Regions from separate parts of the Mus musculus genome. Here region 2 is linked to region 1. Evidence: chromatin loops called from intact Hi-C (ENCODE). Cell type or tissue: heart. All regions are shown on one strand.

Region 1 (5,000 bases):
CTCCAGGTACAAAATACTTTAAAATTGTGGAGATGGCTGTACAACTCTTTGAGTATGTTTAAAAGCAGTAAATTGTATAGTTTAACTGAGAAAATTATATGGTATGTAAATTAGAACTTACGAAAGGCTGCTATGTATCCACTCTTAATTGCTAAATTCAGATGATGGACAAATCCCAAGTGTGGGTGAAGGCATGGAACAAAAGAACACTCACACTGCTAGAGGAACATAAAACCATGCAGCCACCTTGTTTGGGTGATAAACCACGAGAAATGAAAACACAGAAAGGCACAAACACAAATCTCCATAACAACTTCATTCATAGTAACCAAAAATGGGAAACCGTTCACATTTCCACCACTGGCAAATGCACTGTGGTATGCACATGCAATGGATACTACTTGGCTAGACAAAGGAAACTATTACTGCATGAAACATGAAGAAATCTCTAAACTATCATTCAAGTGGAGGAAGCCAAACAGTCCATGCGAGAAGAGTCCATCTGCCTGAAATCCTACATCAAGGAATGAACTGCCTACAGAATCCAGATCACAGGCTGCTCCAGGCTGAAGGATGGGGAGAAAGGTGCTGACTTCAAAGGGGCGGGCGGTGTTACTCTGGCATATAAAACCCCAGTCTTTTGACTTTGGTGATTATGAGATAACAAACCAATCTATAAACTCAAAGGGGACATTTAAAGACAGTGTCTGGCATCGTACCCCAGGTTGTTTGGAACAAGCCAGAAGGCCTAAGCTGGCCTTAAACTCTGTGATCCTCCTGTCTCAGCCTCCCAGATCCTAGTGTTACAGACATGAGCCACCACACTTGATTTAAGCCACACTTTTACAAAGCTGCTTTTAAGAAAGGCCCACATTTAAGCCTACAGAAGCCCACAGCTTCAGAATGGTCCTACCAGGAGAGCTGGATGCACTGACTCGCGCTGACGACCCCAACACTGGGGAGGCAGAGGCACAAAGACTGCTGAAGGCCAGCCTGAGATACAGTTAGATGGTGAGAGGAGAGAAGGTGGGAGATGATAGGAGAGAAAGGGAGAAAGAAAACAAGAAAGCCCAGTGAGAACGGTGAGAAAGGAGCAGGAGTTAAGTGTATCGTATGTGCCTCTTTTCTAGCACAGTTACGAGTTTAACAGAGTAGTTCGTACCAACTTGTTCTACTGAAGAGCAAAAGGAGATGGTTGGGACTCATCTGAACAGAGAACGACTGAATCTGAGGATCCCGATTACCACGTTAAGAATATCCCAGCCACCATAAGCACAAGGTCAGATAGTATGGACTGCCCGCACCAGTTCTGGTGTGTAAGCACTACCACCTTCCTTCTGGGTTACAAAAGTTGTTTAACTCACAGACCATCAGCCCAAGTTCATTAAATTACCAATCATCTTTTGTAGGTAAGAGTTTGGGGAAAGCCTTGGTTCATACTAGTTAGAGAAGACGCATTTTGTCCCACTTTAAAACAAGCATCTTAACAATTCACTGATCAGTGACAGGACACAAAGGCTCAGATCCAGGATTGTGTTAGTCCCCACATGAAAGGAAACACGATGCCAGCAACATATATTTAGGCAAGGAACTTGCATGTTCACACAGGCGAACAGGTAAGAAGTACCCATAAAACCTCACACTGAGGGCTGTAGAGATGGCTCAGTGGTTAAGAGCACTGATTGCTCTTCCAGAGGTTCTGAGTTCAATTCTCAGCACCCACATGGTGGCTCACAACCATCTGTAATGGGATCAGATGCCCTCTTCTGATGTGTCTGAAGACAGATACAGAACTCATATACATAAAATAAATAAGTAAATCTTTAAGAAAAAAAAACTTATACTGAGCTAGGCATGGTTATACACATTTCTAATCTCAGCATGTTGGAAGCAGAGGCAGGTAGATCTCTTTGAGCTCCAGGCCAATATGATCTGTATAGCGAGTTGCAAGTTGCCTCGGGCTATAATATGAGACCTTGTCTCAAAATCAAGGCAAAAAGACCCCAAAACAAAACAAAAAGCAACAAAAAACAAACAAACAACCCAAGGCTAAAGAGAAGGCTCAGTAGTTAAATGTTTTTCCAGAGGACTGAGTTCAATTCCTGGAATGTATGTCAGGCAGGTCACGACCAGCTTTAAATCCAACTCCAAGGAGATATGATGGTTCTGGCCTCCTTGGGTAACTCATGTGCACATACCCACACAGACACATAATTAACAGCGATAAAACAAACGGCACTAATAGCAGAAAGCCTCACATTTATCCAGCACTCTATGAGTAACAGAAATTGCTTCCTATGAGAGAGACTTCTACAGTTCAGAAATGCATAACATTAGTGCCCCATCTAGTGGCTAAGGGAAAAATGTTTCAAGGCAGCCCTGACAACAGACCCAGCTCTAGCCACTTCAGAGCCCAGGGAGGCGGCACTTGGACCCCTGTCATTTCCCATGTCCTCAGCTGGGCCAGCCCTGTTACTCCTTCACCTCCACCAAACTGTTGCCCTTCACCCTCTAAAGCAGTCAGTGAGTCATATAAGCAGCAAGCGTATTCTTCTCCAACACAGATGTATCTATCACATTAGACAGAGTGGGTTGAACAGGTAAGGACAGACATATCTGAAAATTCTGCGGGCTAGCACGTGATCCCAACAGGTATATTCTGAGATACATGGAAGAACACAGGAAGGAGAATTTGAGGGGATCTCTGAACAGAGAAAACGCAAGTGTATCTGAATTGGGACCTGTGTTTTAGGTACTGAACACCGCGTTGTACCCAGTGAGGGTCAGAACAAAGCAGACTGGTTGCCCACCAGTCTCCCCAGGCTGGTTGGCTCAAGAGACTGAACTGTTGCAGGACACAGACTGTGCTCTCAGAATCCTTTTGGAGGAGACTGTAACTGAACTAGGTGCTAAAAAAGACCATGTAACTATACAAAGGAAGGGAAGGCACTTGGGGAAATAACATAATAACCCAAAGATTGCCAGCACCAATTCTCCTCATGCCACACTAGACACCAAATTGCTTTTTTACCTTTTGTAAGCCTAAACCACCTACAATCCAGCCCCCTCTTCTAAGAGGACGATCAGCATGAACCAGAGTGTGCATAAACTAAGAGCACAGGGAGACTTTAAGAAGGGTAGACAGGCAGAATCTTAAAGCAGTATACTTGCTGCTGATCACTACTTAGGTCACCAACTACTTTGAAGAGATGAATGTCCACTGCAGGCTTCCTCTGTCGCCATCACCTGCTTGCCAGCCACCTGACCCCGAGGACTGCTCCTCACAGGTCCTGACACCTGAGGAATGCTCCTCCACAGGCCTAGGTCCTATCTCTGCAGCAGTCTTAAAGCTTCCTTTAACAGGCTGACAACAGCTAAAAGATACATTTTAGTGCTTTTGTGCTAGTTTTTTAAAACTTTAACTTTCTTCAGAAAACCAGAGAGATGAGAGCCAGGCTAATTATTCTGTCTTCATTGTTTATTTTCTCAGATATAAATTTTTCTGTTCTCTAAAAGAAGGGCCTTTTTATCAGAGACTTATAGTCTCAAGCCTTGAGTCCCCACACAATGGAAATCTGGTGACCCTAGATGCCACACACATGACCACTGCCAATTAAAAAAAGATGAGTAACCCTAAGCAGTTAAAGGAGAAACCTCACCCTTGTTTCATTTTTATTACTATTTCTGTGTGTGTGTGTGTGTGTGTGTGTGTGTGTGTGTGTGTGTGTGTGTGTGGCTCTGTGGGTATGCTCATTTCATGTTACATGTGTGCAAATCTGAGGACAACTTGCAGGCATCTGTGCTTTCCACCACCAAATGGCTTCTGGTCATGACATTCAGGCCATCAGGCTTGGTGTCAAGTATCTTAACAGTCTGAGCCATCTCAGAGACACACAATTTTCTTTATCTTTTACACCACTTACTAAACCTATCATATCAAAACATGAAAACACCTTTATGCATTTCTGTTATGTCTACATATAGATTTTACTTCTAAATAACATGTATACACCTTTAAATAATACTAGAGCAATTTAACATGTTTTACATAAAGATATGTCTTATTTTTAAAAAATAAGTTTTGAAATTTTATTTTTATTACACATATTTATTTTTATGTGTATGAGCATATAGGTTCACCATGTGTGTAGAGTACCCACAGAGGTAAGAAGAGGCCATGACCCCCTGAAACTGGAGCTATGGATGGTTTTCAGCTCCCATACGGGTGCTGGGAATTGAACCTGGGTCCTCTATAAGAACAACATGTGCCCTTAACATTGAGTCATGGCTCCAGCCTCATTCCACTGATGTTTAATAAATATAAAATAATGCTTTATATGGCAGAGGTGATGGCTTAATTGGTAGAATACTTACCTAGAATGTATAGAGCCCCGGATTGAACACAGTACAGCATAAAGTGGGGCTATGGTACATGCCTTTAATCCTGAACTTGGGGGTCATAACCTGTGCCCCAAGCCAAATCTGGCCACTTGAACTCAATAAGCCAATTAAAAGTGCCAATTATTTTGCCTCTAAAAACATTGCAGGTGTGGCTGGGTCACATGTGGATCAGTAGGTGGCACTGAGGAGAGAGGCTATGTCTATGCTCAGTGTTCTGAACTGTGAACATCTGAATGATTAGCAGACTAACGTTTCTGGAAAAAAGCAAGTCTGAGATGACCACCTATCAGTCTGGTGCCAGAGACTGTGGGCCAGGGTAGAGTGAGCCCGAGACTGAAGACCCTTGCAAAGATGACAGGCCTAGTAAGGAATGAGTCTAAGATGACCCCCAGTCCAGTGCCATGTGGGCCTTAGGGAACACACCATGCCTGAGCTGAATCCTGCCCAGCGCCATGATGCACAAGCGGGGCATAGCACTCCTGAGACCACTCCTGAGATGACTCCAGACACTCAGAGACCCTGGCCACCACTAAGAGGAGCAAGTGGAGAAATGGAAGAGAAAGAGAAGCAAAAGGACGTGGTCACAATGAAGAGAGGCA
Region 2 (5,000 bases), 77 kb before region 1:
CTTGGGGGCTCAAAGGACACTTGGTAGTCACCATGTAGGATTTCCAGAGACTCCTGTATCTACATTGCATGAGCTCTTGGGGATTCAGCATGATAGTTTGCCAGAGCTGGTTACTGGCATGCCAAAACACCAAAAGGACATCCTTACGTCACCCTATTATGTGAGACCCAGCTCTGGTCTGACTCGAAACATCTGACCACTGGCAGTTTGTGACATTTTAGAGAATTATATGTTCTGATTGGGCATGGCCATCCATGACTGTAACCCCAGCACTTGGGAGGCTGAGGCAGGTGGACTATCACAAGTTCAAGGTCAACCGAGGCTGCTTAGTGAGTTCCAGGCCAGCTTAAGCTACAGTGTATATAACCCTGCCTTAAAAACAAAACAAAATAAAATAGTAATTAAAGCGATTATGCTTATCCTGACCTTCAGATTCTCCTTGTTGGCACAGTTGGCTGCTGAGGACCACACTTTGGCAACAGTCTAACAGTGTGGTCCATGATCAGGGGTCTGGGCACTGACATTTACTTCCTTTCTGAGGTCAGACAGGTTTATTATACCAGTGTCCAGAATCAAGGCAAAGCAGCTATAGGGGCTACCCCAAACTCCTCACCCACTCCTTGCCTTCTAGCCTCTCCACCCCAACTTCTACCCCTTCAGACTATAGACAGGGTATCTGGTCACTCTAGTAGCCATTCCCCAGGGACTGTGGTGGTTGGGGGCGGGGAGGGGGTCTGTGAGAAGCCCCTTTGTTCTGCAGATGCCTTCTGTTCATCTGAATGCAGAGGGATAATGAATTACAAGGCCCCATTAAGGTCTGCTGATGCTGGTGCAGGCAATATGTGTTGAAGTTGTCATGAAAACATCCCTCCCTCTTTGTCAGAGGGTTTGATGATAAGTTGGTTCCTGTTTATACCAGTACAAAGTATTTTGTACGGAGTGGGCACTGGAGTGTACTGACTGGCCCCAGTGCACTCTGTAGAATGGAATTCTTCACCATGAGAAATTTTCCACTACAGTCAATCAACAATCCTAGCCAGTTACAATTTTTATTTTTTCCTTTGCACGTTCCAGGATTCACCTTACAGGACTCACGGGGACCGCGGGCAAAATAAGTAGCATCAGCCAACCAGGAAGTGATTTTAGCACAAAGGATTCGGACAATGACAAATGCATCTGCAAGTGTTCCCAGATGCTCTCAGGAGGTAAGGCGACTCTTCCTATTTGAATTGGCAAGAAGCAGCTGCCTAGCATAGACGACTGGCAGTGTAAGCTCCGACTGGAATGCATGCCTGACAATGAACAGCCTTACTTCCGTAAGAACACAAGCCATCTGCCTCCCAGTTCATTGGTTGGGCCTCCTTTTAGTTCAAGTGTGACATGAAAGCACAGCATGGAGCTGGAATTGTCACAAGGGTGACAGTGTACTCTCAGGATGCTTGGGAGTGAGCGAGGGGACATTAAGTGGCTCACTGACCAGATGAAAAGAGAAGGGTTTGGCTCCATACTGCTTTGTTTCTGTTTAATATCCAGCCCAGGGCTTTTCAGCTGTCTCTTTCATGCAATGATGCTTACATATAGCAAGAAAGTGGGCTGGGGAAGACAGCTCAGTGGGTAAGGTGCCTGCCATGTGCATGTTCAGGTCTGTAGCACTCTTGTACAAAGGTTGAATATGTGGTGTGCAACAATTCCAGTGCTGGGGCTGGCTTGCCTGTCAGTCTAGCTGAATCCATGAGTTCAAGGTTTGATGAGACTCTATCTCAAACCTGTGAGATGGCTCTGTGGGTAAACATGCTTGCCGTCAAGCCAGACATCTGAGTTTGATCCCTGGGTTCCTCATGGCCAAATGTGAGAACTGCTCCTTGCAATTCTCTGATCTCCACACCAGAAATAAATAAAATTAATTAAATTATATGAATAAAAGCTTCTAAGACAAGTAAAAGATCTAAGCTTGAACAATGCCTGCTCTTCAGTAAAGAATTCGTGCAGCAACAGTAACAAGAGGATATATTCATGAAATGAAATTTAGAAATTGAGATTTCATGAAAGAATTAGGTCCCACTCTCTGGCAGATCCTGGATTCTTGGGGTAGCAGATTGGCCACTTGGTGGCATGAGTTTTCTCTATTAGCTGTAATTATTCAAAGGAGAGAACCCCAGTGAACTGCTGTAAAGGGGGCTGGACTCTCATCTCACTGTAACAGCTGTCTTTAAAGCCACATAACAGCCGGGGTAGGGGTAGGTTCTGGGGCCACAGCACCCCTGATCCCGAGCCGGCTTGCTGTTCGTTCCCACACTTAGACCTCTCTGGAGAGGCTGACTGTTCTCAGACCACCCGTGTGCTGCTATTCCAGAGAGCAGGAGAGCTGCTTCCCAACCAAGGACACAATTCATTTATTTACCCAGCTCAAGATTTAAGGGCTGAGAATGGAGCTGGGAGAGACTTGGGAGGAGGCAAGCAGCCAGGGGAGGGAAAGTGGGGAGGTCTGGCTTGTAAGAGGCCAAGTTCCAAGCCATGGGCTGGCCCATAGGGAAGGTGGCCCGTGAAAAAGTGCACAGGAGCAATGACTCCAATGGTGCCCAAAGGCTAAGGCAGATCTGTAACTGACATTTCTCTCCAGCCCTAGGGTTTTACACAACACAGGCTCTTTTTATACATTCCCATTTCTCAGAATCAACAGCTAGGGGTGTCTCCAAGTGGTAGTGCCCAGGTGGCCTCAGAATTGGTGTTTCACCCACATTCTTTACTGTCTACTCGTTGTTGTTTTCTGGATTTAAAAAGAAACAAATACTATACAACCAGTGTCTCTCCCACTTGAGGCTTAAAGATAAATTCAGATTAGTACATTGTCTAGGTTTCTCCTTCATATGGTGAATCCCACTGCCTGCCATGCTCCTATTTGTGGGTAGACTCCGGAGCTACAACGGGAAAGATCCTTACTGCTGCCTGACTCTCCCTCAGTACCACACTTTGTAGTGTTAAGGTTCCTTTTTCCCTAGCTCCCCAGAGAGCTAGACACACTTGGCTTCTGTTCCAAACAAATATACATGATGGAGGGGGATGGGAACCACTTGGCCCACCTTCTACCCACATCTGCCAGCAGTCTCACCATGTCTTCACCCCACAATGCACTGTGGATGATAGCTTTTCACACAGCACTGACCGACATTTCTTCATGTAGCAAGGGTTCTGCACAAAGCAGCTAGGGCATGTGTAAGAACTCATGCTACCACAGTACTGGGATTGCACTGGTGTGCAGTCTGTGTTTATGGAGTAACAAATCAATGTGGCTCTTTCCACACCATGGGGTGTGTGTGTGTGTGTGCCCAGCTAAGTCCTGCAGACAAGCTGCAGCTACCCAGTCCTAATTGCTTCTGTGTTTCGCTTTCACAGGCTGGTGGTTTGACGCATGTGGTCCTTCCAACTTGAATGGACAGTACTACCCACAAAAACAGAATACAAATAAGTTTAACGGTATCAAGTGGTACTACTGGAAGGGGTCCGGCTACTCGCTCAAGGCCACAACCATGATGATCCGGCCAGCAGATTTCTAAATGCCTGCCTACACTACCAGAAGAACTTGCTGCATCCAAAGATTAACTCCAAGGCACTGAGAGACACCAATGCATAGCAGCCCCTTTCCACATCAGGAAGTGCTCCTGGGGGTGGGGAGGGTCTGTGTGTACCAGACTGAAGCGCATCACTTAAGCCTGCACCGCTAACCAACCAAAGGCACTGCAGTCTGGAGAAACACTTCTGGGAAGGTTGTGGCTGAGGATCAGAAGGACAGCGTGCAGACTCTGTCACAGGGAAGAATGTTCCGTGGGAGTTCAGCAGTAAATAACTGGAAAACAGAACACTTAGATGGTGCAGATAAATCTTGGGACCACATTCCTCTAAGCACGGTTTCTAGAGTGAATACATTCACAGCTCGGCTGTCACAATGACAAGGCCGTGTCCTCGCACTGTGGCAGCCAGTATCCAGGGACTTCTAAGTGGTGGGCACAGGTTATCATCTGGAGAAGCACACATTCATTGTTTTCCTCTTGGGTGCTTTACATGTTCATTTGAAAACAACACATTTACCTATCTTGATGGCTTAGTTTTTAATGGCTGGCTACTATTTACTATATGGCAAAAATGCCCACATCTCTGGAATAACCACCAAATAAGCGCCATGTTGGTGAATGCGGAGACTGTACTATTTTGTTTTCTTCCTGGCTGTTAAATATGAAGGTATTTTTAGTAATTAAATATAAGTTATTAGTTGAGGTGATTATGTTTAATTTTTACGATAATATTTACGATTTTGTTCTTTGGTCTCACATACACACACACAGACACACACACACACAGACACACACACACAGACACACACACTCCCGTGTCTTGTAACAAGGAAGACTGCTGTTAATGACGAAAATGCTGTTTCAAGAAGAAGAACTTCGCCACTGAGCAAAGTGCTCTAGCCTAGAGATGTGCTCCCTAATTTAACAAGATAATATTTTAGAAAATGAAGCTAAAACTTAATTTATAGTGGAGGAAAATCACCCTACCTGGGACATCTACAAAGCCATAATTCTCTGAATTAACTTTTAGAAAAAATTAGTTTGCCTCAGTAACATTTTTAATATCCACTAACAAGCTGAAAGTGTTTCAGACTGTAAAGCCAAAATGTCCTGCTCACAATGTAACCAGATACCCCTAGAAAAAGTTTCAGAACACAACTTTATGCTTAGAATTGTCAAACCTTAACTCCTTCTGTTCTAACCCTCCTAAGCCTGCAGAGTGGCCTCTGCAGCAATGAACACTTGTACAGAGCACTAGTGCAATTTCTCCTGTAGCCTTCCTTGTCTGTCTGTCCATCCATCCATCCATCTGTCCATCCTTCCTTTCTAGGTGCTATTTTTTAAGTTTATTTCTATAATGCAAAGGTTCTCAACCTTCGTATGCTGAGACACTGTAACACAGTTCCTCATGTTGTAGTGACACCCAGCCAT

The links. A loop is a pair of places that touch in the nucleus more often than their neighbours do. Peaks named below come from ENCODE experiments on the same cell type or tissue, not always from the same donor. Only the 100,000 strongest peaks of a DNase experiment are listed, where the experiment ranks them.
Region 2: it touches region 1 in a loop (2.0-fold over the local background); 3 of 42 quality-filtered maps call a loop at or near these places.

The regions. Positions count from the first base shown.
Region 1 is chr8:18,613,635-18,618,634 of GRCm38, reverse strand. The region is part of intron 3 of Mcph1 (microcephaly, primary autosomal recessive 1); the gene reads right to left. It overlaps Gm25763 (a small nucleolar RNA gene), which reads left to right and starts at 4,526; the gene lies at 4,526-4,654. In heart, a CTCF peak has its summit at 2,361 (motif pointing left); no DNase peak of the experiment used is centred here.
Region 2 is chr8:18,690,602-18,695,601 of GRCm38, reverse strand. All of the region lies in intron 12 of Mcph1 (microcephaly, primary autosomal recessive 1), which reads right to left. Angpt2 (angiopoietin 2) reads left to right here. Exons shown (of 9, transcript NM_007426.4): 8 at 1,075-1,205; 9 at 3,394-5,000. The coding sequence ends at 3,554. Among named protein-coding and RNA genes, the nearest start is that of Angpt2, 48 kb to the left of the region's middle. In heart, a CTCF peak has its summit at 2,086 (motif pointing right); no DNase peak of the experiment used is centred here; H3K27ac peaks cover 1,079 bases.